Linked DNA regions of Homo sapiens: regions 1 and 2 are each linked to region 3. Evidence: chromatin loops called from intact Hi-C (ENCODE). Cell type or tissue: heart right ventricle. All regions are shown on one strand. Each heading gives the region's core, and the rest is flanking DNA. Links, peaks and the distances in the headings are about the cores only. Region 1 has its middle 45 kb from the start of LINC00322. Region 2 has its middle 33 kb from the start of LINC00322. Region 3 has its middle 14 kb from the start of LINC01679.

The links. Peaks named below come from ENCODE experiments on the same cell type or tissue, not always from the same donor. Only the 100,000 strongest peaks of a DNase experiment are listed, where the experiment ranks them.
Region 1: a loop joins it to region 3, with 3 times the contacts of the local background. A loop is called at or near these places in 9 of 110 quality-filtered maps.
Region 2: a loop joins it to region 3, with 3 times the contacts of the local background. A loop is called at or near these places in 14 of 110 quality-filtered maps.

What each region holds. Positions count from the first base shown.
Region 1 is chr21:43,282,129-43,292,522 of GRCh38, forward strand. No RefSeq gene overlaps it. Among named protein-coding and RNA genes, the nearest start is that of LINC00322, 45 kb to the right of the region's middle. RefSeq lists a silencer at 8,341-8,635. In heart right ventricle, for the core only: no CTCF peak of the experiment used is centred there; no DNase peak of the experiment used is centred there; H3K27me3 peaks cover 743 bases.
Region 2 is chr21:43,293,872-43,304,265 of GRCh38, forward strand. No RefSeq gene overlaps it. Among named protein-coding and RNA genes, the nearest start is that of LINC00322, 33 kb to the right of the region's middle. In heart right ventricle, for the core only: no CTCF peak of the experiment used is centred there; DNase peaks (open chromatin) are centred at 6,310 and 7,357; H3K27ac peaks cover 1,309 bases.
Region 3 is chr21:43,343,636-43,354,029 of GRCh38, forward strand. No RefSeq gene overlaps it. Among named protein-coding and RNA genes, the nearest start is that of LINC01679, 14 kb to the right of the region's middle. RefSeq lists enhancers at 6,708-7,367, 9,227-9,526, 9,667-9,756, 9,927-10,166. In heart right ventricle, for the core only: no CTCF peak of the experiment used is centred there; DNase peaks (open chromatin) are centred at 2,607 and 5,422; H3K4me3 peaks cover 374 bases; H3K27ac peaks cover 1,806 bases.

The DNA of each region.
Region 1 (10,394 bases), core at 1,650-9,649, 61 kb before region 3:
AGCCCTGGAACCACAGGCCTCCAGAGGGCTCTCCTGGCCCCATACCTATCAGCCAGCTCCCCCGCCTACCCCGTCATGCCTCTGCCCTTCCCCACTGGCCTGCAGCCGGGTTCCCAGCCTCAGACTCTCGGCACCTCTGACCTACTTGAACCTGGCCCTTGCCCCAGCCACAGCAGGCACTGCTCGTTCCCCTCTGCTTACCCCCACCTGTCTGGACCCAGCTCCCCCTTCAGGCCTGTGGACCCAGCAGGAGCAGAGAATGGGTCATGTGTGGGTTTCCAGGTGGGCAGAGGCGGGCACAGGCAAGGACGCCTGCAGGAGGTATCCAGGGACTTAGCAAACGAGCGGAGTAGAGAGGTGGGGGCAGCAGGCAGGGTGAGGAGAGGGTCCAGGAGGGGGTCCAGGAGGGGGCCAGTCTCCGGCTACAGGGACAGAATGGCCAGGCCTCAGGCCACAACGCCCTGATTAGTGAAGCCTTGCCTTGTGGCCGAGTGAGACAGGGGCGCATTATAGGAGGCAGGCCACAGCCTCCTGGTCCTGGGCCCCGTGGGTCGGTGGGAACCAGCCCCTTGAGCACCTGCTGTGGGCAGACCCTGGAGGTGCGAGGGCACGTGCATCAGTCAGCCTCAGATGACTTTGCCCAATCAGGACAGCACCCATTCCACGGAAAAGGAAACTGAGGCTCCAAAAAGCAGTCTGGCTCAGGCGTGACGCAGTGGCTGAGGCTGAGTCCAGGGCCAGATGTTCTCTACTGTGTATTCTCAGGAGGATGTGGGGGTCAGACGATGCAGGGACATCTGGAACTGCACCAGCACAGAACCGACACGTTGTTAGTCATCGTCACTCGGCAGGGCTGAAGACCACCAGAACTCATGACAGGCAGACGTGCCTGGCCCAGTTGAGGATGTAGCCTCAGAGCCAAGCGCCAGTCCTGTTGGCCACGTGGGCTGGGGGCAGGATAGACCAGGTCAGCATTCACAAGGTGCAAGAAGAGTGGGAGCTGTTCATCTGGGTTTAGGAGCTGTCAGAAGGAGGCTAGTTTCTTACCACCAGAGCTGCACTGAGCTCGCAGGACAGTGGATCTCAGCCTTGGCTGATGGAGTCAGCCAGTTCTGATTATCTGTCTGGGGGTGTCAAGGCTCCAGAGTCCAACTGCACAGCTCCCCACCACTTGCGGCCAGTGGTTGTGGCAGCATCTCCGAGTCTGTGTCTGCAACTCTCATCCCTGTGTTGAGCTGACCACAGTGTTTGGCATGGTGCCTGGCACATGGTAAGTGCTCAAAGAACCTTAGGCCTCAGAACTGTGACTGCCTTTGGATGGCAGATCTAGAAAAGAGGCCGTACGTTCTTCCAGTTCCCCTGACAGGTTTACATCATGGCTGCACCTAATGATCATTGGGACTCACCTATCATGTCCCATCTTACTTATCCATCCATCCATCCATCCATCCATTCATCCATTCATCTCTCCATCCATTATCCATCTTTCTATCATTCATCATCCATCCATCATCTATTCATCCATCCATCCATTCATCCATCCATCCATCCATCCATTCATCCATCCATCCATCCATTCATCTATTCATCTCTCCATCCATTATCCATCTTTCTATCATTCATTATCCATCCATCATCTATTCATCCATCCATTCATCCATCCATGTATCCATTCATCCATCCACCTATCCATCTGTTCATCCATCCATCAGTCATTCATCCTTCCATCATTCATCATCCATCCATCCATCATCTATTCATCTATCCATCCATTTATCTACTTATCCATCCATCCATCCATCCATCCATCCATCCATCCATGCATCCATTTCAGAGAACTGAAAACATGTTCACAGAAAAACTTGCACATGAATGTTTATGGCAGCATTATTCGTAAGAGCCAAACAGTGGAAACAACTCAAATATCCATCAATTGGTGATTGGATAAACAAAACAAGATACATGCATAAAATGGAATATCATTGTCTATAAAAAGGGATGAAATGCTGATACATGCTACCATGTGGATGAATTCTGAAAACATTATACTGAGTATAATCCATCCGTTCATTCATCCATCCATCCATCCATTTATCACCCATTCATCCATCCACCCATCTATTCATCTATCCATCCATCATCCACCCTTCCATCATTCATCATCCATCCATCCATCATCTATTCATCCATCCATACATTCATCTGTCTATCCACCCATTCACCTGTTTATTTATCCATTCATCCATCCATTTATCCATCCATCCATCTATTCATCCATCCGTCAGTGTATCTACTTATTCATCCATCCATCCATTCATCCAGCCATTTATCCACCCATTTATCCATCCATCCATCTATCCACCCATTTATCCATCCATCCATCTGTTCATCCATTCATCCACCTAATCTTTCTGTTTATTTGCTTTTTCTCTCTATGAAGCTACCTGTTCTGGGCATGTCATATCTAACATGTGGCTTTTTGTGTGTGGCTTTTTTACTCAGTAAAATGTTTTCAGAATTCATCCACATAGTAGCATGTATCAACATTTCATCCCTTTTTATAGATAAATGATATTCCATTTTATGCATGTATCTTGTTTTGTTTATCCAATCACCAATTGATGGATATTTGAGTTGTTTCCACTGTTTGGCTCTTACAAATAATGCTGCCGTAAACATTCATGTGCAAGTTTTTCTGTGAACATGTTTTCAGTTCTCTTGTGTATACACCTTGGAGCGGAATTGCTGGTGCCTTGATGTTTTATTCCCAAACTGCTAGTATCACAAAATAATACCCTTCAGTATTGTTGGTATTTATTTAGGCTTAACTTCACATGCAACTTGGGAACTAGACCCGGCCAGTGGGGAGTGCTTGCAAGAGGAACCTGGAAAAGTGGAAGGTCTAGATCTGTAAGTCCAAGTTCTCATGTTGAAAGGGCAACATAGATGTTCTTATTATTCAAATTAGACCAAAATGTGTTTGTTCTGTGTCTGAATTATTGTATACCTTGGAAAACCTATTTAGGATTCACATGAGAAGACAGCCAAAGAGGACAAATTTATGTCATTCATAAGATCGTTCAAAAATAGTCACAGAATGTCCATCTGGTGCCAGAAGTTTGTTGAATGTTGGGATATAAATAAATATAATGATTAAGTTCAAATTATTACCTCATCTTTGTTTCTTTGCATCATTGTCCTCGAATGTGGCCTATTCGCTGCTTTTCTCAGTGTTTTCTATAAGGTGATAATTAAAACATCAACCCGAAAGACAATCATTGTGGGCCGAATTGTGCTCCTCCAAGTCCATATGTTGCAGCCCTAGCCCCCGGCACCACAGAATGTCCTTATTTGGAGGTAGGGACCTTAAAGAGGTGATTAAGGTAAAATTAGGCCATTGGCATGGCCCCTAATTGAATCTGACTGGTGTCCTTGTAAGAAGAGTGGATTAGGACACTGACAAACACACAGGGATGACCACTCAAGGACACATGGAGAAGACGCCATCTAGAAGCCAAGGAGAGAGCCCTCAGGAGGCACCAGCCCTGCTGGATTAGGACACTGACACACACAGAGGGATGACCACTCAAGGACACACGGAGAAGACGCCATCTAGAAGCCAAGGAGAGAGCCCTCAGGAGGCACCAGCCCTGCTGGATTAGGACACTGACACACACAGAGGGATGACCACTCAAGGACACACGGAGAAGACGCCATCTAGAAGCCAAGGAGAGAGGCCTCGGGAGGCACCAGCCCTGCTGGATTAGGACACCGCCACACACAGAGGGATGACCACTCAAGGACACATGGAGAAGACGCCATCTAGAAGCCAAGGAGAGAGGCCTCAGGAGGCACCAGCCCTGCTGGATTAGGACACCAGCACACACAGAGGGATGACCACTCAAGGACACACGGAGAAGACGCCATCTAGAAGCCAAGGAGAGAGCCCTCAGGAGGCACCAGCCCTGCTGGATTAGGACACCGACACACACAGAGGGATGACCACTCAAGGACACATGGAGAAGACACCATCTAGAAGCCAAGGAGAGAGGCCTCGGGAGGCACCAGCCCTGCTGGATTAGGACACCGACACACACAGAGGGATGTCCACTCGAGGACACATGGAGAAGACCCCATCTAGAAGCCAAGGAGAGAGGCCTCGGGAGGCACCAGCCCTGCTGGAACCTTGATCTCAGCCTCCAGCCCCCAGCACTCTGGGAGAATGCATTTTTGTTGTCTGAGCCACCCACCCAGTGTGTGGTTCTTTGTTATGGCAGCTGGAACGAACTAATCCAATATGCCTAGTCACCCAGGTATTGCCCTAGGGACAGAAAATTCACCAACACCCTCTCTATGCACTCTATGAAGAGACCGGACTTTTAAAATGTTTTAAATGCCTTATTCACAACATCTCATGATATTTTTGTTTTCCTCTTTTAATTGCTCTAATCTAATTAATGAGTTTCCCCTAAGCAAAGAGTTCTCACTTTATTGTTACTTTTTGTCTTTTCACTACACGTATGCAACATTTGATCTTATTTGCTATTTGTTTTTAAGAACTTTTCTTTTTTTAAAAAAGTTTATTTATTTAATTTTTATTGAGATGAAGTCTCGCTATGTTACCCAGGCTGGTCTTGAATGCCTGAGCTTAAGTGATCCTCCTGCCTCAGTCTCCCAAAGTGCTGGGATTACAGGTGTGAGCCACCGTACCCAGCCTAAAAACTTTCTTTTCATTTGGAAATAATTTTAGAAACACAGAGAGTTACAACGATAGTCCAGAGAGCTCCTGTAGATTCTATCCCTGCTTTCGCCTAATGTTCACTCTTGATTATTTTTTAGTTTCAAATGTAATCCATGTTGCTTGGAGAAAGCATGGAAAATATTGGAAATGAAGTGGATTTTTAAAAAAAAATCAGTTTAATATTAGCACTAAGACATAAATCCAGTTACCTTTAGGAATCTTTCTTTGCAGCATTTTTTTCTTTTACTTTTCCTTTGAAATAATTATCAGATTACAGGAAGTGGCAAGGAGAGCAGACAGGGCTCTCATGGGCCCTTCACCCAGTTTCCCTGCAACAGCTGCCGCTGATGTCACCATAGCGCTAACTGACACCAGGAAATGGGTATTGTACGATGTGTGCACAGTTCTCCACCATTCGATCGCACGTGTAGATTCATGAAGCCACCGCCCAGTCCAGGGTGTCCCATCACCCAGCTATCTCTCTCGGGCTCCCCCTTGCTGGTCTCCTCCCCCGAACCATCCTCAACCCCTAGCAACCACTCCTTTGTTCTCCAGTGCCACACTTGGTCATTTCGAGACAGTGGTATATACAGAATCAGGCAGAACGTGACCTTTTGGGACTGGCCTTTTTGCTTAGTGCAATGCCCGTGACATCGGGCAGGTGGGTGTGTGCAGTAGCTCACCTCTTCCTACCGCTGTATTCCAGACACCACGGTGTGTTTAGCCGGTCACCTGGTGAAGGACATCTGGGTTGGCTGTGTCCGGTTTGGGGCTGTTATAAATAAAGATGCATGAACACTCGTGTGCCCTTTTCGGTGTGATCAGAAGTTTTTATTTCCTAGGGATAAATGCCCAAGAGTACAATTGCTGGGTCATGGTAATAGACTTAGTTTTTAAAGAAACTGCCAAAGCCTGGCCTACCATCCTTCCCTTCCCAGTGCACCCACAGGAGGTGTCATTTTACATTCCCAGAAGCAGGATATGAGTCTGTTCTGTAATGCACAGATACTACTGATATTATTTTGCTTGCGATCAAATTGTACCTGCTGTTTTATAATGGGCTTGTGTCCCTTGATATGATCTTATGAGCATTTCTCACACGTATTTTCCTACAGCTCCTTTAAAATTGCTGAATAAGGCAGCACGTGGGTAAACAGCCCCAGGGCCCAGTCCCACAGGGCTTACTTAAGCGCGTGTCCACTCCATGGCCGCACCCGTGCATCTGCTGCGGAACCTGGCGGGCACAATGCTAGGGGTGGGGCTGGAGTCACCGAGACTTGGTCCTGCTCCATGGGACTTAGAGCTGGTCCACAGATGAACACGTTGATCACAGACCAGGAGTGCTGTGGGCGAGACTACACAGAGTCCCGAGTATAAGCCGTGTTAGGTCAGGGAGAGTGCCCACCCATGTGATGTCTGGGCTGAGGTCTGGAGAAAATGCAAGCGTTCAATAGGCTGGGGCAGGGGAGGGCTGGCTGTGCGCGCTCTATCTTCGTCAAATCTATTTTATCTAATCATTTGCAAAAGCAAATAACACGAGCTCTCTGTCCCGGGACAGGCACACAGCTGTTGACTTTGTTCACTGTTTTGTGCCCCTCACAAGCATGAACTGGGCATGACTCAGGCATTTGCAGAAAGAATGTCAAATGTCACCCAGAATATCACTGTATACAAGAGGTCTTTGCACACAGCTCCAATATTTTGCTTAGAGGTCAATCTCTGGAAGTTAAATGGCTTGTTGCTGAATGCTGCATACATTTCCAAGGTCTAGATACTGTTCTAAACCTTAGTGACTGCTCATTTACACTCTGGACCCTAGACTTCGGCGAGCACCCTCTCTAGATGGCCACACCATGAGTGTCTCACCAGGGCTCAGGGGCTGCCTATCCCCTTCCCTCCTGAGCTGGGCCCCCAAATCCTAAGGCTGGGTGTATATGGCCAAGTGCAGATGGAGGCAGGCTCTGTTTTCAGGAGCAGGACCTGATCCAAGTTTATTACCAAATTAAATACTCCTCCCCCCTCCTCATCGTAGACCAAGGCACAGGATTTGTTTGGAGCTTGGGGTGGGGAGGGAGGTGAAATGATGGGAGGGTTTCCACATGGGGTGGAGAGGGCAGGGTGCTCCACTCTGCAGCTTACAGATAGAGGCAAAAATCAATAGGGCTTGACTTTGGTGTCCCCCTTCTGGACCTGCAGGTGGATTCCCACCAACTGATCAGCCTTGCCAGGGCTTTCTGGGAGCCTGTCTGGTGGGAAGGAGCTCCCACAGCAGTGGTGATGGAGAAGGTCCCAGCTCTACAGATCCTAGGCCCATGAGATGGATAGAGATGGTACAGAGAGAGGGAAAGGCCCAGAAGCCTCTGAAGGACAGCAGGGCACAGTCTGCCATCTCACCTGGCAGGGGCCCAGGTACCTGAGCACCGAGAGGCAGGTTTGCACTCGGCACCTGTCTCTAAGACTCTCCCAACACACTTACCTTTGTCTTTGCACACTGGCCCTGGGCAGTGTGGCAAGGTGGTTCTGCATGAACACAGGCTTATAGTATCGTGGTCATCAAAGATGGCCCTACCAATTCTCCCTCCCCAGCACAACTGCATACTGCCCCTCACACCGAGAGACAGAGTGTAAATCCCTGATCCTGGATTCCCCATTAATGGCTTTGACTAAAACAATGCAGCAGAAGTGACATCCTGAGATTTCCACACCCAGATCTTAAGAAAACTAGGCTTCCACTTCCTGCAGATGGGAACCTGGCTGCCATACTGTGAGGGAGTCCAAGCAGCCACATGGAGAGGCCCAGTCAGTGGAGGACCAGGCCTCCCACCAGCAGCCCAGCTGAGCTGCTGTAGGAGTGAGGCCATTTGGGACCTTCCAACCATCCCTGCACCCAGTGGCACTGTGGAAGCAGGAGAACCCCCAAGTCAATCTGTTCTGGAGTCGTTTGTTATTGAGCAATGAATAACTGTATCAGAAATTGATGTGGCAGTGTTCTTTTAAGAATAACTTAATTTAGGATTTCAGATTTTGCTCATTTATAAGGAGCATTCACCCAGTTTCCAGAAATGATTCAACTAGAGCCTGGAGACGTGGGTCACCTTCCTCTTGGTGAAGCCAGTGACACTTCTCAGATTGAGTCTGGGCCATTTTCAAAGCAATAGCATCTGGCAAAGGCCCAGTGGCCAGGGCGTCTCCTCCCTGGAGACCCGCCTGATTTCAGTAGCTCCTTCCTGACGCTGTTTTGGGGCCGGTGTGAGAGGCCCCCATGGCTGCCTTGGGAGGGTCCCCACAAGCTCAGGCGGGTTGAGGGGGGCGGCTTCCTGGCAATGAACTTGAACCTTCAGATCAGGGAGGGTCTCCCTTTTCCTCTGGAGCAGGCCCCACTGGAAACCTTACTGCAGTTGGGACTTCCCTGCTGGCCCTTGGCCCTGGAGAGGGGGTGTCCTCCCTGGTGGGTCCCATTGTGTTTGCAGTTTCCAGGCAGTTTCTGGCACACTGGCCTTGGACCCCCAGGCTGGGAGCCATGGCGTGCACACAAAACGACCTTCATCTCCTGCTTCTGCTTGGCAAGCTACCCGGGAGGTTTTATTTTCCACTGAAGTTGCTTCCCGATTATGGGCATCCCTGTCCATTCAAGACCCTTTTCAAAGCCTTGCTAATTGCCCCCCAGAGCCCCACCCGCATCCCAGCAGCAAGCCCAGGCCAGCTGTTCTTTTGATCTCGAAAGGCAAAAGAGGAAGCGGAGAAAGGCTGTTTGCAGGCCAACTGTGCGCACAGGTGTGAGGGAGCTGTCCAGCTTCCACTCCGTCATTTCCCCATGAGATTGGTCTTTCTGGCTTAATCCTCCTCCTGGGCCCTCCCCTGTGCCCCCCTCTCAGAGCTGGATGGTGGCCGCCCTGACAGTCCTCATCACACCCGGGGCTCTCAGATGGGAGCAGGAAGGGCTGGCGCCCCAGCCACCTCGGCCCCTCTTCCAGAGGGTACCACAAGAACCCAGATGGCCACGGCTGTCCCTGTCCAGGCAGCAGTCCGCGTACACAACGCACTCCCCTGAGTGTGATCCCCTCAAACTCCCACGACGCCCACCCGAGGTGAATGCTGCTGTTACTCCCGCTTTCCAGAGAAAACAAACTCAGGGAAGGCACAAAATACATTGCGACTCACAGCCGGCCGCTGGCAGGAGCCAAGGTGCTGCTGGGGCCACGGTGCCCACGGCCCGTGCCCGGGTGCTGACACTGTCCCCACCGCCTTCCTCCCGGCGGCCATGACCCCAATCCACAGCGGTCACCGGCAGGGGCAGTGGTGGACCAGGGCCTGGCTCAGCCTCACTGTGCCAGGGCCCCTCGCCGTACAGAAGGAACTGGGACATCCTCATAGGGTCGGCCGGAGTGTCACAGTGGACACAAGGCCCCAGGCAGTGTCCCCCTGGAAAGCACCTCCAAGGGCTGCTGTGACCCCCACACCACGTCCTGGAGGAGGGGCAGATCCCCCCACAGGAGGGACATGGTCTCTCTTCCTAATCCCCGGCATCAACTCTGATTCTTTTTACCGAGAGAGACCCGTTCCCACCCTCCTGGGGTTGGCCTCACTCAGAGAAGAGGGCAGAAGGAAAGTGAGTGTGTGGGACCCTGGAGGCCATGGTGAACATGCCCGTGAGTCCCCTCAGGCCAGGGTCCTCAGCCAGGGTCCTCGGGTTCTCGTTTGGACTTGTTTATGAGCCCCCAAGGCACACTTATTAGGAGTGAGAGCTTGGGCCCCCGGCACTCTCAGCCAGGCACCTGCCGTGAACTGGGCATCGCCAGGAGCCACCAGACAGGTTCCCAGGCTGTCAGGAAGGGCCTTGATCAGAGGTGCAGGGGCCGGGCACTTCATGCCTGCCCTCCTCCCTGCAGCCCAAGCTCTAGTCCCAGGTCAGAGGATTTCTTCCAGTGACCCTCCGGGGGCACAGGAGAGGTTGGGCAGGCTGGAGCTGGGTGAATGGTGCACAGAACCCTTTTGGGGAACAGCGGCCCCCAGGAAGGCCGGGCCCAGGCAGCGGTGGCTGGCAGATGGCCACTTCTAGCATTTGGATGTGAGGTGTTGGTAAATGAGCCCCTGGGAGACATTTTTTGGAAAAAAAAAAACCACACCTCCATATGTCAAGTTGCACAAGTTTTAGGTTGACCTCCCTCCGGGAAGGGGGTCTGCCCGAAGGTTCCTCAGACTTTGAGCACATTACCTTCCCCCCAGAGGCCAAAGTCCCTGCCAGGCAATGGGAGGGCTGTCACCACAGAGTCCTCTTAGGGAGGGCCAGGGCCACTGATGGGACCCTCCACTCACAGAGTGTCCACACCCACCCACCCACAAGGGCCCGCCAGGCGGGAGACTCGTCAAAGCTCCAGGCACACTAGGCTGCCCAGCCCATGGTGTCCCCATCACCTGCCGCCTCTGGCTGGGGTAGAGCCTTTTAGCTATGGCCAGACCTGCTCTGCAGATTCCAACAAGGCCTCATGTCCCAGCAACGGTGGCGTCCCTGCCAAAGGGGACGGGAGCTGAGCAAGGGTCTTCACTCCCTCGTGCCACCCCTCCGGCCTCTAGGAAAGTGCTGATAGCAAGGCCGAGGACAGCAAAGCCGAGACAGCAAGGCCGAGACAGCAAGGCCGAGACAGCAAGGCCG
Region 2 (10,394 bases), core at 1,371-9,370, 50 kb before region 3:
TGGCCTCCCAAAGTGCTGAGATTACAGGTGTGAGCAACCGCACCTGGCCTATATTATTATTGTGATTATATCATGAACACTGGGCACCAATGACCAACCCAAAAGCTGAAATGTAGTCACTTCTGTTTGGGTCTGACCTTTCCCATCCCAGCCCCTCCTCCTCCATCAGAGGTAACCACAACTCCATCCCTGGTGCTGGAGTTTGATTTTCAGTCTTATGGTACAGGGGTGTTTGTGTGTGTGTGTGTGTGTGTGTGTGTATACTTAAATAGTTTGGCTTATTTATGAAAATCATAAAAAGGATGTCGCTCTTCAGCAGCTTTCTGAGATTGGCTTTTCCTGCTCAGTGTGATGCTGGTAAGATTTGTTCGTATTCTGTCTGCGCTGTAGTTCATTCAGTGTCGTGGTTGTAGAATTTTCCACTGTGTGATCCTATCATGAGTGATCCGTCCTTCTCTCCTCTCACTGTCGACGTGTGGGCTGCTCCGGGGCTTCCTCCTGCCAACTGAGCTCCTGGCACGCCTGCAGGGTCTCTCCTGGGTGGAGAGCTAAGAATAAAAGCTGGATCTTGGAAATGCAAAATCCTGACTTGACAAGGTGATGCCTGGCAGTTTCTGCAAAATGCTTGCATCGACTTCATCGACTTACACTTTGCCAGCTGTGTGCAAGGGTGCTGTTGATCCCCATCCTTGGAACATTTAGAATTATCAAAAAACTTTAAATTGTTGTCAATCAAATTCACGCAAAATCGTATGTTGTCCTGAGTTGTGTCCCTCAATTAACAGTGAGAATGGGCCCCTCTTATCACTCACTGGCCATGTGTTTTTCCTCTTCTGGGAAATGCCCGTTCATGACCTTTGTCCATTTTTCTATTGGGTCATTTGCTTTTTCTTATTGACTTGTAGGAGATATTTGTACATTCTCCACAGTGGTCTTTTCTTAATTTTTTTGTGTGGTGAATCTTGTCTTCTGGGTTGTAGCTTGTCTCTGTATCTTCTTTAAGGCGTAGTTTGATGAATAAAAGTCCTAATTTGAATGAAGTCAACTGTAACAATCTTTCCTTTCATATTGTTGATATTTCGTGTGTCTTGTATAAGAAATCCCTTCCTACTGTGAGGTCACATAGATACCCACCTATATTTTCTCCTATAAGTTTTAAATCTTTGCTTTTGACATTTCGATTCTTAATCTGTTTGGAGATACTTTCCGTATACGGTGTGGACACAGAATCTAATTTTTTTTTAATGTGGTTTTTCAGTCCTATTTATCAAACGACTTTCCCCAGGGACCCACACACCACTTCCCTATGTACAAGCCCATCTGTGGGTGGGTGTATTTCTGGGCTCTGTATTCTGCTTCATTAATCAATTTGTTTATCCTGGGCCAATACCACACATCACACTGTATTATAGCTGTATGATTAGCCTTTTCAACTGATGGGGCAACTCCACCTCCTTCTTTTTCTTCTTCAAATGTGTTCAGCTGTTCCTTTTGAAAATTGGGTCGTAACTTACTCGTAGTACAGTGCACAAGCCTCAAGGGTACATTTCAATTACTTTCTTTACAAATGTGCTCACTTACACCGATTACACGTGCTGCATAAACAACCTCTCCAAAACCGAGCAGCATGACGTAGCCTTTCTGTTGTGCTCAGGACTCTGTGGACCTGGAGGCCAGCCAGGCAGGCAAGGACAGCTCGCCTCTGCACAGTGATTTCTGCGAAGAGTTGAAGGCTGGGCGTGACCTGAAGCCTGGGGGTGCATGAAGTTGGAGCATCTTTTCTCACATGTCTGTTGGCTGCTGCTGGCTGGGATCTCTGGGGAGCTGTGGCTGGAACTCCTACACATGGCCTCTCCTTGTGTTGCTTCCTCATGGATTGGATTGGGCTTCCTCACAACATGGCGGCTGGATTCCTTGATGGAGTGTCCCAAGAGAGCTAGGAGGAGGCACATGACATATTTGTGATCCAGACTTGGAAGTCACACAGAGTTACTTCCATGATACTCTTGGTCGAGGAGATCACAAAGGTCTCTTCAGGTTCAAGGGGAAGGGATATAGACCTTGACTCTCAATAGGAGGCTTCTCAAGGTCACATTGGAAAGAGCTTGTGGGATGGGAGACATCTATGCAGTCATCTTTGGAAAACACAGCCTGCCATTTCTGTATAACAGGTGCCCAGATCAAGATGTAAACTATTTCCAGGGACCCAGTGGGCCCTTGGGGGCCCCCTCCAGTCCATACCAGCCCCTCAAGGTAGTTACTACCCTGATGTCTGTTGGCATAGACTAGTTCTGCCTAATCTTGAATATAGGCAGAATAGACAAATGGAGTCACGTGGTGTGTTGTGTACTCTTTCTTGAGTGGTTTCTTGCATGTCATAGTGTGCCTATTGTCGAGTGCAGCAGCATCTTGTTCTTGTTCACTGCTGTGGACTGTTGTACGGTGTGAACAGATCACGGATTGCGCACTCAATCTTGACAGGCCACTGGCCATTTCCAGTGTTTGATTATTATGAGGAATGATGCCACAAGCATTCTCGTATGACTTTTTTGGTGTGTAACCACACACTGCTGTTGGGTGCACACCCAGGCGTGGAGCTGCTGGGTCACTGGATGCCCAGCAGACACTAGCAAGGGATGTTTTGAAGTGGTGGGACCATTTTCACACTCACCGATAGTGTAAGGGGGCCTTTCCTCTGCAGCTGTTGGTGGGTAGTGTGATCTCACGGTGGCTTGAGTTGGCATGTCCCCAATGACTGATGTTGTCAAGTGCTTCTCACCTGTTTCTTGGCCTTTGCATAAACTTTTTGGGGAGGTGTTTTTGCAAGCCTTTCACTCGTTTATTTAAAATTGGGTGGTCAGTTTTCTTCTTATTGGTCTGTGGGAATTTGTCCATCTGGATGCAAGTCTTTTGTTGGATATTACCTGGAATCAGCCAAACTCAAGTTCAGGGACACAGTTCTCCAAAGACTTTCCTCATTTCAGATGCCAGTTGCAAATTTGGGGGTTCCCAGGGTCACCTTCACTTCTTACCAGTGGGCTGCAGATGTGGAGTCCCCATGGACTCCCTCCTGTTCGATAATTCACTGGAACAACTTACAGAGCTTAGGAGAGCCCTGTGCCTGTGAGGACAGCAGACACTCATTGTAGTAGAAGGATACAAGTCAGGGTAGCCAAAGGCAGCGGTGCAGAGGATGAGGTCTGGGGAGCTGAGCAACCAGCTTCTGCTGTCCCCAGGGCACGCTACCCTCCCGACACATGGATATGGGACAATATTCTTTGAGTGTTGTCATTTGGGGATTTCACTAAGGTTTTGGTGTCCAGTTTTTTATCGGGGTTTTATTGCATAGGCGTCCCCATAGCTAAACTCAGGCTCCGGACCCCTACGCACACCAGAGACCAGGCTGATGTCAACTGGTGCAAAGTCCCAACCCTCTAATCACGTTCTGGGTCCTCCTCGGGAGGCCAGCCCCCACCCAGAATCACCTCATCGGCATAAACTACCTAGGGGCCCTCCATGAGTCACCTCATTAGAAGAAATTATCAAAGGTGGCCGGAAGGGCCCCTGGTCCCTCTCAGCCTCCCTGTTGCCCCCAGGAGCTCCAGCGGCCTCTCCCCAAACCCTGCCCTGTGGTCAGAGATCACCGTCAGTCATGTCGTCAGCCCCAGCTAGTGGGGGCACCCACCCTGGTCTCCAGGGGTCACACCAGTGGCTGCGCTTCCTGAGCCAACCACGTGTGTCATTGACCTGCATGTTACGAGGTTGGGAGGGGTTGGGGGAACAGGCTGATGTGTGGAACCAGCCGGACTCATGTCAAAAGCCCTTTCCCCTCCCCACGCCTGGCACCTGCATCACTGTCTCCTCCAGGCATGCCAGGGAGGGGCCGTCCCCATTGCCCACATGCAGATATCGTGCAAGGCAGGCATCCCTCTCCACCCTGGCCATCCCTCGACAGCCATGGGCATTGGCAAGGCAGCCGCTGTGGCTTTACTCTGCCGGGGCCCTGGGCAGCCTTGTGCAGTTCGACGCCGGCCCTCCTTCTACCGCCTGGGGGTTTGGGCTCCCAGACCTCCTCTGCTGTAAACACCAGACCTCAGATCATGACTTGTGGAAGCAGAGGGCCCAGATGCCTCATGAAGGCCTGGGAGGGGGCTGGCACCCTGGACTGGGCTCGGGGCCTGAGCAGGGCATGGGCAGGCTCTGCATTCGGCCCTGCCTCCCTTTTCCCAGGCGACTGACCACTCCTGAGGACCATGGGGCTGTATCCTGGCTGAGGGGACTGCAGGCTCCAGGGCCAGGATGCAGGAGCCTGGTGCCACCTCCACACCAATGCCCTTGCACGCCGACCCTGGCATTGCCCGCTGCCGGTGGTCAGGTGTGGAGGAGGCACGGGAGGGGCCGAGTACGGCCAGGCTCCTCCCTGGGTGCTGTGGCTGCCCCACACTGGGGGCCTGACCCTGTCGGGGAAAGATTCCTGTCTGGCATTGGCTGTGCTGAGACATCAGAGGCCAGAGCTGGAGATTTTGGCAGTGGGGAATCTTAAGGAAACAGGCACTTCTCTTTGGAAAAAGCACAAGGATTGCCCACTGCCAGAGACAGAGTGGCAGTTTTTGGTCAATCACCAACACTGGTAGATGAGCTGTGGATACGAGGGGCTGTGCCCAGAGAGGTCTGAGGCCACGGCCCAGGGGGCCAGGCCGGGCTTCAGGAGGCTCTGTCTCTGGGTAGAAGCACGCATGGACACACACACACACAGTGATACACACATTCACACCGACACACATGATCACATACCCACACACATCATTCACCCACACCCATGCACACATACCCTCGCACACCGCCTCCTACACCCACATGTGCACCCTCGCACACCGTGCCATACACGCAGGTGCACACCCTCGCACACCGCCCCCGTACACGCAGGCGCACACCCTCGCACACCGCCCCATACACACACGTGTGCACCCTTGCACATCATCCCATACACGCACACGCGCACCCTCGCACACCGCCTCATGCACACGTGCACCCTCCCACACCGCCTCATGCATACGTGCACCCTCACACACCGCCCTATACACGCACGCACGCACCCTCCCACACCGCCTCATGCACACGCACACCCTCCCACACTGCCTCATACATGCATGCGTGCAGCCTCGCAGTGTCTCATACACACAAGTGCACTCTCCCACACCGCCTCATACACACAAGTGCACCCTCGCACACCGCCCCATACATGCACATGCACACTCTCACACACCGCCTCATAAGCACATGTGTGCACCCTCGCACACCGCCTCATACATGCACGCGTGCACCCTCCGACACCGCCTCATACACGCACGCGTGCATTTACAGACACACTTGTGCGTTCTCACAGCGTGGCACGCAGTCACGCTGACACACCCCCATGGGCCGATCACACACACTTCACTGACAGTTGTGCACACACACTCTCACGCGGCAGTACTGTGCACTCCCACACCCCCAGGCAAGGGGCCTTCCAAACCCGCTCCAGCCCCTAGGGACGAGGCCAGCAGCCCCAGGGAAGCAAACTCAGGGGCTCTTTGCCTTTCTCTTCCCCGAGCCCCTCTGCTCTTCTCTCCAGCCTCAGAACCAGGCACAGGGGCAGATGCGGTGCTCCCAGCTGGAGGGCAGCCAGGCAGTGTGGACGCGGAGCCTGTCTTATCACCAGCTTCAGCTGAGGCCTGCTGCTTGTCCAGTGTCCTCAGAGCCCGGCAGGGAGAGAGCGGGAAGGTCTCACGTCCCACAGCTGGGCTTGGGAGGCAGAATCCCTCTGTGTCCTGAGCTTTAGGTTCCCCCGAGATGACACGGAGCTTGGGCTGCCCAGGGCTGGATGCTGTTCCTCCCGCTCAGGGCCCCAGCCTTTCCCCAGGAGCTCGACTACGCCACTGTGATGGCAGCTGGGGGCACTGGACGGCTGAGCAGCTCCAATTAGCTGAGTCCTCCCTACGGTCAGCCCCCAAGGAAGCTCGCTGGCCCGGCCACCTCAGGAGCTGCACTTGTCACCTGCAGATGGAGGCTCAGGGAAGAAGTTGCCCCTGGGCCTGCAGTGCCCGTGCACACCGGCATGACCTCTTTCCTCACACTTGACTCTCGGGGCCTGAGGTCGCACCACCGAGGGTCTGTTTGTTATGATTTCAAAAGTTCTCTCCAACAATTCCACCTCGCTGGGGGGAGCTGTTATTTAAACTCTTGAGATGTATTTACTTTTGGCCCAAGGTCAGGTGATGATGGTTTTCCACGGAAGCGAGCGCCAGGCCCATCTGTTTAGACAAGTGTGTATGGCGGGTGGGGCCGTGGGGCTGGTCCGGGACGTTCAGTCCAAACCGCCAGGGAGCGGACGGCCCAGGAAAATATCCGTAAACCCCGAGAGATGCTTATTGTTCTCTCACATAAAAAAATTTGGAGGCAGGGATGCCCAGCCTGGTGTGCCATTTAGTGACATTGGGGGCGGGCTTCTGGTACTTTGCTGTGCTCCCAACCTAGATCATGACTAAGATGTCACCCTAAGGCCTGAAATGGCTCTGGGACTCCAGCCACTGGAAACGACACTGGCTGCTCCGACACCCCCAGCCCCCCTCCATCTCCCCGCTTCCTCCTACGCTAGCTCTCACGCTGTTATTATTTATTTATTTATTTATTTTTGAGATGGAGTCTCACTCTGTTGTCCAGGAGTGCAGTGGCACAATCTTGGTTCACTGCAACCTCCGCCTCCCAGGTTCAAGTGATTCTCCTGCCTCAACCTCCCGAGCAGCTGGGATTACAGGTGGGCGCCACCACGCTCGGCTATTTTTTTGTGTTTTTAGTAGAGATGGGATTTCACCATGTTGGCCAGGCTGGTCTCAAACTCCTGGCCTCATGCAATCCTCCTGCCTCAGTAGTAGTAGTTGGGATTACAGGTGTGAGCTGCCATGCCCAGCTGCAGGTGCGGAAGCTGGGGGCCTCAGAGACTGTGGACTCCTGGCCGGTGAGGAGCGGCATGGGCCGGGAGAGCTGACTCTTCAGCGGGACTGAGGTGGCTGGAGCGTGACCCTTTCCTGAGGGCAAACAGGGAGGGCCTTGGAGCCCGGCGCTCAGGACAGGCCCCTGCTGGCCCGGCAGCCTGAGCTTCCACACTTTTCCAGGGCGTCTCGAGTTCGCCCACAGAGCTGTTGTTTCAGGATAAAAAATGCCCTTGTATTCCACGTTCCAGTTCAGAGGCCCGTCTGTTCCCAAGAGCGGAGGCGTCAGCCGCATGAGTCCCACCGGAAGCCGGGTTGCCGGGTCCCCGTCCCTGCCCTGCAGACGACGCATTCCGGAGCCCCCTTGGGAAGCTGCCTGGCTCTCCCAGGCCTGGCTGCCTTCGCACGAGGGCTCCGAGGCATGCTCATCCTACGTGACTGCCCGAGTGTGCACACGCCTGGCCGTGTGTGGGCGTGTGCCTGGGGCCCGAGCTCAGGAGCAAGGCCTGCGTGGACCTGTTGTCTGAAACAAGCCAGTAGACAGCTGCGTCAATGCAGGCAAGCTGAACAGGGCTGCTTTTTCAGCCTGACAACCCCAGGGGCTGAACAGGAGCTGGGGGAGGAGCAAGGGGCCGTTCCCCTGCCCCACAGCACAGCACACGACCCCGCCTTGGAACCTGGGGCCCGGGGTGAATCGAGGGTCCTGGAGCAAGAGGGGCTGCTCCACAGGAGAGCCTGTCCCGCCACCCCTCAGCCACCAGATTCGGGGCTGCTGGACTTGTTCTCAAACCTGCACAGTGAGTGACAGCTGCTGAGACGGAGGTCTCAGGCAGTGCAGGTGAATCAGCATGGACCATGGCGAGCCCGCCTTCATCCTTCTCCTGGGAGGACTCGTTCCTTAGAAGCGAACGGGGGCCTCCTCACCAGGGAAATAAAAACCAAGCAAGGGGAAAGCACGGAATGTGTGGAGCTTCCTGGGAGCCTTCTTCTGAGGCTGAAAGTGGCTCCCTGCCTGAGTTGGTCCATGCGGGAATCACAGGGAGATGGTGGCTGGGCCTGTCAGGACCTTTCAGCCCACCTGGTGGACGGGGGTCCATGAGGGTGGTGGGGGTGCAGGCGGGGTACACCTGGTGATGCAGACACAGGCCCCTTCAGTCAGCTGTTGTCACGCTAGTGCTGTGTAACACACACTCCTGATGGAAACACTGAAATAACCGCCTATGGTTCCTGCTCACCAGCTACAGCTGCTGCACGTGCCCTGCTCAGCTCCCAGCTCAGCTCCGGGCTGCAGGTGGGCTGCAGCTCCGATCCTCGTCCTCATCTCCGTTGGCCCATGGGCTGGCGAGGACACACGGCCACAGTGACACAGAGCACCAGGGGCCGACCTGGCTGCACCCACACACCCCAGCACTGCTTGTACCAAGTCCACCGACACCCACAGGCCCGAGCAAGTCACATAGCAAAGCGCAAGGCCCAGGGCTCCGGAAGCCTCCCTGAGGCTACAGCACACCCCACCTGCCCCTGAGGCTGAGGGGCAAGGCCAAGGAGAGGGGCTGCCTCTGAGTGGGCCCTCCATGCTGGCCAATGAGTCAGAAAGGAGGACCGTACACCTTGCCAGTGGGAAGATGCCGCGCTCTGCCTTTGCGCTGCTCTGTACCTCAGCGTCCCTCCAGCTAACTCAGGAGACACATCCTGGCTTTCCCTCCACCTATTTGGAAAGGGAGCTCGCTGGGCCAGCCAGGAAAACGCAGTGGGATTTGATTCTGCGCAGCCCCGTCCTGGGGGTGCCCCAGGAAGAAGTGCTGTGCCAGCACTGACCGACCAGTTCTAGACTCAGCCTGGCTTCTGCGTCCACTCAAGGGAGATGGGTTTGTGTCGGCAGAGAGGGCCTCTCCCTAGGTTACCTTACCTTGCTCTGTTTTGGGGGATCCCTCACCTGGCTCTGTTTTGGGGGATCCCTCACCTGGCTCTGTTTTGGATGCAGAGCCCTTGATGAGGTGGGTTGTTTGAGGGGTGGACCTGGGGATTTGACCCAAACTTCCTAATCCGCCAGAGCCCTCGTTGACTCAGCAGCCTCCACCCCCAGGCTTCTCTGTGCAGGCAGAGCCCGGCCCGGCCTGGAGAGCTCAGGACAGCGCGGCTTCGGGCCGGCCCTGCAGGAGTGCCGGGTGGGTGTTTTGTGTGTCCCCATCTCTGCCTGTATCAACCCTAAAACATACATCATGTGTACTTGATCCCCGTTCTCCTCATTTCCTGCAACACTATTGTGTGGACGCCATTTAGGGGCTGCTGACGGTAACTCACGTGGCCGTGGCTATCCCTGAGCTGCTCTGGGACTTCCTGGGTCAGTCAGTGTGGGAGCTGACCAAACTCTGAGGAGCTTAGTGTCATACTAATTTTGCCATTGACCCCGTTGTGGACCCCATCCTCTCCCCAAACAGGAGAGAATTTTGCCTGGAGAATTCTGAAGCTCGCCTCGAGGTTTCCGTCAGCCCCCTCTTGACCCCGGAGCTGCCCAAGGACACGAGCCTGGAGACACGTGTCTGATGTTCCGCAGTGACTGCTGCATGCTGGAGTCTGATGTGGCGGGACAGGCCCGGCGTATGCTTGGCGCCACGGTGTCCTTTCTCAGCCACTCGGCACTGGCAGGCAGGGTGTTTGGAACAGCATTGCAGATGGGTGTCAATGATAAGGTGAGGCTCCTATCACGGGCAGCGATTATTCAGCAGGGGACCCGTGGCTGCTCTGCCTTGTGTTGGAAAAGCTCTCATGGCCTCAGTTTCTTCCTCTGGAACTGATGCAGGACAGTGAGCCCCAAAGCTGGGGCTTAGCCCAGGAAGGTTCTTGGGTTCACTAGGGAGGAATTCCAGAGCGAGCGGGAGGTGGAAGGAAACAGCTTCACTGAGGTGGCCGTGTCACAGCTCCGTGACTGTGCCTGCAGGGCAGAGCCCCTCCCCCAGCCCCGCAGCATGGGGAGCAGCTGCTCAGGGACAGGCCTGCAGTCATATTTATACCCGTTTTTAACCATATGAAAATTAAGGGGTGAGTTATTCAGAAATGTCTAGAAAAAAGGAGGCAACTTCTTGGTCATTGCCATGGAAAGGGGTGGTAACTTCTGGGTGTGGCCATGGCCCTGGCGGGCGTGTCTTATGGAGAGGTGCTCCTGACTCCTTCCTGTTTCAACAGTCCTCAATCTGGTCCGGAGTCAAGTCCCACCTCCTACCTCCATGGTTTCTACCTGAAAAAGCACTGAGAAGACTCCGCAGGTGAACGTGCAAATCTGGGGTGCAGGGGAACTCGTAGGGGGATACAGGCTGAACTATGTCCCGCATAAATGATATGTCGAAGCCCTAACCCTCAGAACGTGACCTTATTTGGATAAGGTCTTTAAAGAGATGAGTTAAAAGGAGGCGTGAGGTTGGG
Region 3 (10,394 bases), core at 1,503-9,502:
CAGGATTGCCATGGGGTTAGGAAGCCAAACAATCAGCAGACAGGCAGGTGCATCTCGGTAGGACCCCGCTCTGGGGAGGTCCCTGAACTGCATCTCCTGCTGGGGTCAGGACCAGCCTGCTTCCCAGAGCGCCCCGTGTGCTCCCATAGCAGGGCCGGGCTGGCACTCCTGGGCAGGACCGGCACTCCTGGGCCAGGCTGGCACTCCTGGGCCGGGCTGGTGTCAGCGGGCCCCAAAGACAGGCCCCAGGCCTGGGTGAACTCAGGGGCTCCAGCTGCAGCTCACCAGCCCAGGAAGTGGTTGCTGGGGGTCCTTAAGAGGCTCCATTCTCCCGGTGGGCTCCCCTGCATCCCCTCCGGCTGCCTCCCCCGCTGCACTAGCCTTTGCAGGTGTGTGTGTTTACCTTTAATAACTTAACCCTTTGGCCCAGTCTCCATCTGCCGACGCACAGCAGGCTGGCGGTCGTGCTCCCCACGTGGCAGGGCTGGTGGCCATCACCAGCAAGTGTGGGCAGGGCTGGAGGGGGGACCAAGCAAGGGCTTCTGCCCTCAGGCACAGCAAAAGCCAGAGAGGCGGAAGGACCCCTGCCCCCACCCCACCCGCTGGGGAAGGTGATGGTCAGGAGGGGGCTGATCGAGGGTTGCTCAGTCACCCCAAGATGAGGAGCAGTCGCTGGCACAGCCGCCTCGGCCCTCCTTCTCTCTTGGCAGGTAAATAGAGGCCCAGGTGGCACCCAGACCAAGGCAGACGCCTCTGCTCATTTTGGCCGAGCAAGGCCAAAGGCAGCCAAGGGTTGGTTTCCCTGCCCGCCCCCAGTCGAGAGTCAACATCCCACACACGCCAAACTGCCCTTTAGTTCCTAAGACGTAAATATTTGCTCTTCCGTTAAGAAAATACTCAGCGGTCCTCCTTTAAGTGCAGTGTATACCCCGGCGCCCTTCAAAAGCAAACACTGCTGTTTCCAAACAAGGAGTGCAAGGAGAAAGCCTGCGTGGGGGCTCCTGGGGGTGCACACCGACGCTGCGGGCTCTGCCCCGACCTGCCTGAATGTTCTCCAAGCCCAGGGCACCCAGGAAGGAAGCCGAGTTTGGCGAGAGGGAGACTGGCAGGAGCCCAGGGCCCTGAGACCGAGGCTGGGAGGAAGATCGGGCTGCTCTCCGCCACTTGGTGTTGCACGGCCGCCCCCAGGCCCCACCCGGGGGCGGCAGGCAGGGGCTTCTGCTGGGAGTGAGCCAGTCTCCAGGCCCCCAGCCCCCACCCGACCTTGCCAGAGCAGCAGTCAGAGGGCAGAGAAAGGCAGGGACCTTCAGTTGCACAGGAAGGTCTGCATCTGGGTCCGTTCTGCTTCTCACTGCACATGTGGCCTTGCGCAGCCTGTCCGCCTCTCGAGATCTCAATATTCTCACTTTAAACTAAGGGAACACAGCTTCCTTGCACCGCCGCTGACCTCCCTGGGCTGGACCTAAGCTGTGGCTGGTGGCTGGGGGCCCCAGCTTATGGACTGGGGCGTTTCGTCCCAACAGTGTCTCGTGACTTCACGTCGGTAGGTTGGAATCGGCCATGCTGGGAGTGTTTGCACCACGGGAACTGGTGAATGCTGTGCGTCAAAGCCAGGTCACCGCCCACCGACGGCCCTGGTCTCCCAGGGCCCCTCTCGCCTCACCTTGGGGGCTGCATTACAGACTGGAAAGGCTGCTTATGAGCATGGCACATGGTGGACCCTTGCTACAGGAGTCACACGAATGCATGAGAAAACCAAGGAACAACTGAATAGACAGCTGGGGCCATGCTCTCTCACGTCTCCACTTCTGCCGGGTGTCAGAACTTCCCAGGGCAGGGGAGCAGCCCCTTCCCACAGGCATCTCTCCCTGCAGAGAAGACGCCCCAGAAACCCACACTGCAGCGAGGGCCAGCGTGGCCCCCTGCCTCCCTGGCGACATCACAAGGGCCTCCATGCAAGTCCCAAGCGGTCCATCCGAGGTGCAGGGAAGCCGGGTGCCCGCGCTCTCTGACTGCTTCCTGTAGATACGTATCGAGCTGCCTGGGAGCCTCTTCGACCTGGGTGTGTGCGTCCCTGTGCCCCAGCCCCCTCCGGAGAGGCTCCTCACTCCCAGCTCAAGCAGATCCTAGAAGTTGTCTCTGATCTGGACCCCGCTCCAGACCACACTCTGGCTGGGAGCCGGGTTTGGGGCTGACCACGTGAGAACTCCCACGGACGTGGGTTAGCGCCTGCTCCAGGGCTGGCGGAGGAGGAAGGGTGCCCGGCCGCCCAGACCCCACCATCTCATCTGGGCCTGAGGCATCGGCCCGCAGAGCCCCAGTTCCCCGTCGCCGAGAGGGTATGAGAAGCGTGTGCCCAGCCAGAGCTCAGTGAGGACGACCTCTGACTTCCTTCATTTTAATCACGTCTTTCCAGGGGCCTCTGGAGCTGATGCAGGGGCTCCCTGGGCCTCTCTAGGGGACAGTGTTACTGGCTTATTTTCTGCCAACAGGAGCAAAAGATTAGGCAACACATCACCCTGAGTTGGGCGGGGTGGAGGGTCGTGGTCAATCCCGTATCCACCACGTGATCCAATGAGAACAGGCAAGGCCCGGGAACTGTGAGTAAGAAAGCGCTCGGGCTGAGTCACGTGCAGCTGAGCGGGGGCCTGTCCTTCCTGTCCTCCTGGATGGAGGCCCTCCCTGCGGGTTCCTCTGCTCTTTCCTGCCCCACTCCTTCTTTCATGAAGCAGCCCCTCCACCCCGAGCCTGTCCTGGCCCCATTTTAACCCACGCTGCTTCTTCCTCTGCATCTCTGGCTGTCAGGGAGGCCCCGCTCAAGGGCCTGCTGAGGCTCCACCACCCCCTCCTCCTGCAGAAGACATGTTTTTCACCTGCCCCAAGGACCAGGCAGCCTCCTGCCAGGCCTCCCCCTGCATCCCCTCATTCCAGAGGGCTCCCAAGGGCAGAGGCAGCTTGAAGTGAGCGTCTGTGGACGGCAGGCCCGCCTCAGGGGAAGCACACACAGGCTCTGCTGCACTCGGAGGCTTCCAGCCAGCCGTGGACGGTCACCATTCCCCAGCTCGGGGCCCACTGAACAGGGCTGGGAGATGGTGCAGTGGGAGGCCCAGAGGAGGTTCTAGGCCTACCCAGTACCTGGCCTGGCTGCTTGGGGAGGGGCAGCCACTGTCCCTGGAGGGCCTCGTCTGTGCGGGTGCCCCCACGGCACACACCATCCAGGAATTCCAAGTCCCGGGTCAGGAGTGTGACCACCGCCTGCCTGCAGCAGGCTGAGGAGTGAGGTCTGTGAGCCTTTGCTTCCCGGCCTGCTGCTGACTTACCCCTCTGCCAGGAACGACCACGCTGGACTCTGCAGCTTGGGCCAAGATAGCAGTCCCAGAAGAATGTTTCTGAGATAGGGTCTTCGTGTCCCATGATCCGGCAGCTCCCAGACCACAGTGAGGGGGCCAGGGACCACCCAGGTCTCCGTACCCCTTGGGGAGCTCTGGCGTCACCCCCATCTGTCTGTTTTGGGTGTAAAGTGGAGTCCACAGGCCCTGGAACCCACCAGCAGTTTTGAGTGGCTGGGCCTGACCTTTCAGTTGGTACTGAGAAGCCCTCGGCCCTCACCCCCAACTGCCACCAAGGAACCCTGTGGTTACCTAAACCCCAGGCCATGTGGCTGGGACCCCAGGGCCCGCCTTTCCCACCAGGCCCACTTGCAAAGGCAAGGGTGAACCCCCAACCCTACAGAAAGCAGGCACCCGCACCTTCCAGATGGCTCCCCCACTGCCCCAAAGCACAAATGACTGGTCAGACCGTGGGCCTGAGAACAGACGCCCCATCACAACCCAAGCACACACTCCCAGGAAACAAGCCAGCGGCCCCTCCATTCATCTGAGGAGCACACGAAGAGCTTAGACCTTTTTGAACTCTTCTTCCAGAGCATGTGATGGAGCCACACCTCACTGTTCAAGACCGACCGACAGAGGACAGATGTGCCTGGCAGGTTCCTTCCCCGTCCACAGTGCCGGCCCCCAGCCCGGCTCTGGCCCTGTTAGCCTGGTGACCGTCACAGCCCAGGCAGGGAAGGGACGTCAGGACCCAGGGACCCCAGGACACCCGGTGGGAAGAGGCCTCAAATCAGGCAGGGCCTTAGGATGCTTGCGGTGGAATGGGATTTTAGCGTCTACTTTTGAACAGTCATAGATTGGTTTTCTTGCATATTAGAAAAAAATGTAGGGCATAAAAACCACGACGAAGGATTCTGGCATTTTTGGCAGAGGCTGAATTCGTAGTCAGCCTGAGCCGGCTGAATGAGAAACACCCGTCTCTTGGAGGGGCCTCTGGTCGGCACCCCGTCTCCGGAAGGGGCCTTGCGGTCTCTGCCCTCAAAGTGCAGAAGCATCCACAGATGTGGAAAAGTGGGTGTGGCTTGTGCCAATTACACTGTGTTTATGGACCTGGAAATGGGAATTCTGTTTAACTTTCATGTGTCACAAAGCCTTCTCTTTTCCCCAACCATTTGTAAATGTTAGAATCATTCCTAGCTTGTGGTCAGACATGGGCAGGCTGAATTTGGCCATGGCCACAGGTGCCACCCTGGAGCTGCCTCATGTTCCCATCCTGTGGCTGAAGGACAGACCCAGGACGCTGAAGGGGCTCGCTGGACGCATGTGGCACTGGGCATCAGGGCCTGGGCTGGAACTCCTGTCCCCACCTCGGGGGCCCCACCTGGGGGTCTTGGGGGTGCGGTGGGCACTGGGTATGGTTGCTGCCGGCTGTATCCCAGCCCCTTCCTGCCTCTGCCACATCAGTAGGGGGCCTCTTGCCTCTGGGGCTGGAGGTATCCCGGCTGGGCCACCATGCAGACTGTGGGGTGCTGTGTGGCCAGGCCGGGCCCAGAAGGAGTCCCAAATGTCAGAGGAGAGAAAGAGGCCCCACCCAGAGGGAAACAGGGTGGACAGTAGGAGGGGGCTGGGTCGCTGAAGTCCCCAAGGCCGGCTCCTTCAAGGACTCTCAACAAACTTCCTTTTTGGCTTAAAGTTATTTTGAGTTCAGGTCTCGCTTCCTGCAATTCTCAAAATCCTGAAGCTCCACGAGTTTGCCCTCGCCGCCCAGAGGAGACCCCGGAGGACCCAGCCAGGCTCACTGTGAAACAGCCCCTCGGAGCTCATGGCCCCTCAGGACAGGGTCCCAGCCGCAGCGAGGAAGCAGGGCCCAGGGGCTCCAAGGGTGGCGCCTGCACGCATGCCTGGGAGAGCAAATGACACACCCAGAAACCCACCAGCCCACTTGGACCTGCCCTGGGCAGCCCCGAGACATGGTCAGGGCGATGCAGACTGCGTTTCCCTGCGAGAAGCCCGCCCCTCACCACGGCGAGCCCTGTCCCGATCCGCTCTTGACCTGTCCAGGGCACCACGGCCTTGCCTGGGAACTTGTTGCTGAGCCAAGATGAGCCCAAGGAGCCGGCAGTTGTGCCGGAATATTCCAAAGGCCCAGAGGCTGTCACAGACAGTGACGTGTGATAAAAATCCCCAAATGTTCCAGGACAGGAAGCCAGTTTAACCCTTCCCGTTTACCCCGCCTGCGGCTGCTGTAGAAACACAATCATTTCATAGCCAGAAATTTACCGACGTCCTGCTGGAAGCCATGAATGTGCCTGACAAGAGACTGAAACAGCGGTTGGCAGAGACATGAATAAAAGACCAGTGTCTTGGTTTAATCACCTGGCTCTAAGGTGGCGCTTGCTTTTTAAGGGATCCAGGGGCCAAAGCTGGAGGAGGAGGCAGCCAGCTCCTGGGGGGAGGGTAGCCGGCTCAACCCCCTGGAGGCCCTGTGTGACCTCAGCCTAGGAGGCTGAAGCTGCAGCCTCTGCCCACTGCGCCATCCTTGCGAAGGGGCTCCCGCAGAAGGGTTGGCTGTGCCCACTAGGAGCTGGTCCTGCTGCTCACTTCCATGGCCCTGGTGGCCTTCATGGAGACAGCCATTGTGTGCAAAGGACGGAAAGTAAGAGGCCCCCTCCTTCTCTCACCCTTTGTGGGGAAACCGAGGCAAGTGACACCTTAAGTCCCAGGGCGCTCTGTGGAGCAGCTGAGACTCCAGCTTCCATTTTCTGACTTCCAGGGAGCTATCTTTCTAGGTCCCTGGGAGGGAGGCTGGAAAGGGCTCGTTTCAGAATACGGTTGGGCAAGTTTGTTTTTCTCAATTCTGCATTAAAATTGTCTCGAGTCATGGTTCTGATGACACATGAATGTGTGTGTAGATTGTGCGTATATGCAATGGAGCCAATCGATTAGCAAAAGCATATTTTGCCATAATTTGTAACCTATGCTCCCTACATAATGACTGCGGTTTAAAGCACCTGAGAAAATGTTAATAAAAGGTATGAGTTCTCTGGCAATCTGGCTGACCTCCTGAAGGCCACGACTGAACCAAGGTATCTTCCAGAGCAGGAGCTATCTGGGTCACCTCAGGATAGAATCCCAAGGTAATTCTCTTCCTCCCCAAACTCACTCTTTCCCGCCCCCTCCCCCCTCCTCTCTCATCCTCTCTCCCGCCCCTCTGCTCTCACACACACACTTTTCCAGACGGAGCTGACGGCGCAGTCCCTCCGCCCCCATCACAGGTGGTCCAGCATCTGGCAGGAGGGGCGTATGGAGAATGGTCCCCCCCAGGACTTTTGGGGAGGACAGCCCTTAGCACAGGGGTGCAGTTAAGCCCTCTGACACCTGTCCCCCACCCCGAGACATTCTGTGCCACCCCCAGGTGGCTGGGAGCTATGGATCCCAGGGAACTGTGACTGTCAGAGACCATTGGGACCGCAGGACCGACTCCCACTCAGACCAGATCTGGGGTGAGAGGGGGTGGAGACGTGGGGATGTGGGGGCCCTGCATGGCTCAGGGCTCTGAGGGGACATTGAGCATAGGTGACCAACCCTCCCCATTTGGCCTGGACTAGCAGGGTGTGGGGCTTTTAGTGCTGAAACCAAGGAAGTCCCGGGCAGATCAGGACCCTGGTCCCTCGCTGGGATGGAAGTCTGGGAGATCTGTGGGGTGGCGGGTGTGCAGATGAAGGCTGAGGCCCCAAGGCCCCACCATCCCAACTGTGTGCTTGCCACCTGGGTCCCACCCCTTGGAGAGGACAGTGTTGAGTCCTGGCCAGTTCCCCCTGCCTGGGCTCAGGTGGCAGCTGAGAGGGGTGTGGAGGACACCTGGCCCCTCACACTGAGCCTGCTGTCCTCGGAACAGGCTCTGCAGAGACCAAGACACCAGCTATGGAATAGCTGATAGGCACCAATATGCCCTGGGCCCTGTCTCACCACTAGCATCACCACACACACTTCTCCGACGCTCCTCCCTCCCGGCTCTTCGAGATGCCAGCAGAAGGAGACACAGTGCCCGAGTGATGTGCAGCGGCACGGGGTCCCCCAGCCCGGCAGGTGAGAGAACGGGGCCGGCTTGGTTCAGGGAGGCCCCAGCTGAGGCCTCCTGTCCAGGCAGCCGGTAAATAGTTTAAATCCTTTTTTCCTCACTATCAAAATAATACATATTCATTGACAGAGAATTTGGAAATTAAGAACATTACAAGAAACAGAAGGAGAAAAACCCACCATATATTCACAACACAAAGAGAACACCTTCAACATTTTGGAATGTTTCCTTCCAGCATTGCCTGTTTCTGTGCATTTCAAAAACATAGTTAAATAATGTCTGTGTGTGTGTGTGTGTGTGTGTGTGTGTGTGTGTGTGTGTGTGTGTGTTCTAGCTGGGTTTTCTGAGATTCTGTATTTGTCTTTTTGGCATCCATTTGTCACAGGGCCAATTGTATTCACTATAATTTTCTTATTTTCTGTATTCTTGATGCTCTGGCATTCAAAGACTCTTGCAGACTGTCCCTCCCAGAGCTGGCTGATTTCAGAGCCAAGATAGGGCTTGGCCTAGAGCAGCCAGTCCTGTCTATACCCCAACCATCCGCTTCATCTCACTGGTACACCAAGCCAGCATTTTCCCTGCCCTAGATGACCTCAGAGCCAGGCAAGCAGGGACAGCCCCTACGCCCCAAAGTCCAACAGAATTGTTCATGCCAGCCAGTCCTGAGTCTACCCGCCTGCCCTGCCTTTCCCAAGGAAACCCCAAGAAAGGCTGGTGCCTACTCCTCCCCAAACTAACTGGCATTTCCTGGCCCTGTGATGCGTCGCAGGCCCCTCCTCTTGTAAATACAAAAATCTCCTTTCTGGGATATGGCCTCTTCGCGTTGACACTCAGTCATACCTCCGTAAACTCACTCCCGGGTTTGATTTTAACCCCACGTGTGCGTGTGTGTGGTGTGTGTGTGCATAAGCTTAGCTCACGTTTGTTGCTCAACACTGTAACCATGGGGGTCTCCAGTGCCGTTAGCATCCTTTTTCAATGTAATTTGTAATGATTGTATGGCATTCTCTCCTATGGATATACCCAAATCTCTCCTTTTGCTATATTGGATTTGCTTCTGTACATTTTTTAATTACCCTGAGATGAATCTTTTTCTGCATCAATATTTTCCCATAGCTTGGGATCTTTCCTTATGTTAGAGGATCAGAAATAGAAGCCCAGGATTGAAGGAACGTCTTCAGGTTGCAGATTCACGTTGACAACATCCTCTAAAAGTCTACCTGCATTTACGCTCCACTGAGGATGATCAGTTAATACAATTTCACTAGTTCAACAGGGAAACTGTAGTGTCCGGATGTACATTCTTTTGTTGACGAATGAGGTCGAACTTTCTTCCCGGTGTTTAGTGTTCCCTTATATTTACATCCTTGAGAACTCCCTACTCCTCTTCTCGACCTGCCTTTCAAGTTGAGGTATGTTTTAAAAAGGTAAACTGAGGCATAATATACTTTTTAAAGAGTTGACTTGAGCAAACCACCATTCATGAATCAGGCAGCCCCACACCAGAATGGATCAGGAGCTCCACCAAGGGAACACAGGGGCAGCTCTCCTAGGACATGCGCAGATGTCAAGCAGAGAAAGTGGTCTGATTGGTCGCAGGTACGCCATTGCCTGTTGTACACCAGAGAAGGTATCTGATTGGCCACAGGCATGCAGTTGACACACATAAAGCAGAGAAAGTATCTGATTGGCTGCTAGCAGGCAGAGAAGGTATCTGATTGGCTGCAGGCATGCAGTTGCCTGACATGCACCAGAGAAAGTATCTGATTGGTCGTAGGTACAGCAGTTGCCTAAGGTGAAGCAGAGAAAGTATCTGATTGGCCGCATGTACGCAGTTTCTTTATTGGGTCCGTCCCATTGGAAAGTCCCTGGTTATGTAAGTTTGTTGGCTGCCTCTGATTGGTGGAGCTTAAGTTCTGTTTCTCTTTAATGCAGGCATTTACAAGAAATAGCTCAGTTTCGCTTACCTCTGCAACTCAAGCTGGGGTGAGATCACTTGCGAGGACTGCCTGGCACCATTCGCTTGGGCCTCTTGGGGCCTAGTCTCCGATTTAATGTAACGGGCCACTGAGACTTCTTTATTTCCGTTTGGAGAAGTTCTTTGCTTATGAGGGGATTGTTACGGGTTGAATTACGTCTGTCTCCATTCCACTCCCCCATTTCTATGTCGAAGTCCTGACCCCCAGTACCTCAGAATGTGACTCATTTGGAAATAGCTTTTTGCAGATGGAATTGGTTAAAAGGAGGCCATGCTGGAGTAGGCTGGGCCCCTAATCCAATGACCACTGTCCTTCCGAGAAGGGGAGATTTGAGCACAGACAGGTGCTGGAGAACGCGTGTGAAGAGGGAGACAGGGACCGGGATGACGCTTCCACCAGCCAGGGAATGCCAAGGGTCCCAGAGGCGCAGAGAGAGGCCGGGGCAGACGCAGTCCCCCAGCCCCGGAAGGAACCAGCCCTGCCAACGGCTTCAGCTCGGGGGTCCGGCCTCCAGCAGCGCAAGAGAGTGAATGTCTGTTGTCTGGACCCCCGTCTGTGGTGCTTTGTGCAACAGCCGCGGGACACCCAGGGGTCAAGCCTGACCAGCCGGATGGCTGCCAGCATGGTCTCGATTTTCTCCATGGGGGATGGAAGGCAGCTCTGCTCCCCTTTCCTGGCAAGGCCCCTCGGAGCTGGCCCTGCACGGTTCATGTCACAGAGGGGCCCGATCCCCTTTTTCTCCCCAGAGAGGAGCTCTAGGGGGTTCCCGACAGCCCAGGACGACATGACGCAAGCAGCCCTCAGTCCCAAGTCCCCTCTGTGACACCCGCTGCAGGTGCCAGGCAGCTGTTGGGGGGCGGCTGTTGGGGAGCCCATCTGAGGGGCTTCCAGCCACAGCTGGTGAGGGTCCCTTGGTCCTCAGGGATGCATCCTGGATAGGAGTCCAGGACTGCAGCTCCTGCTCACCTGGTTGGGCAAACTGCGTATAGAACGAGGGCCCCA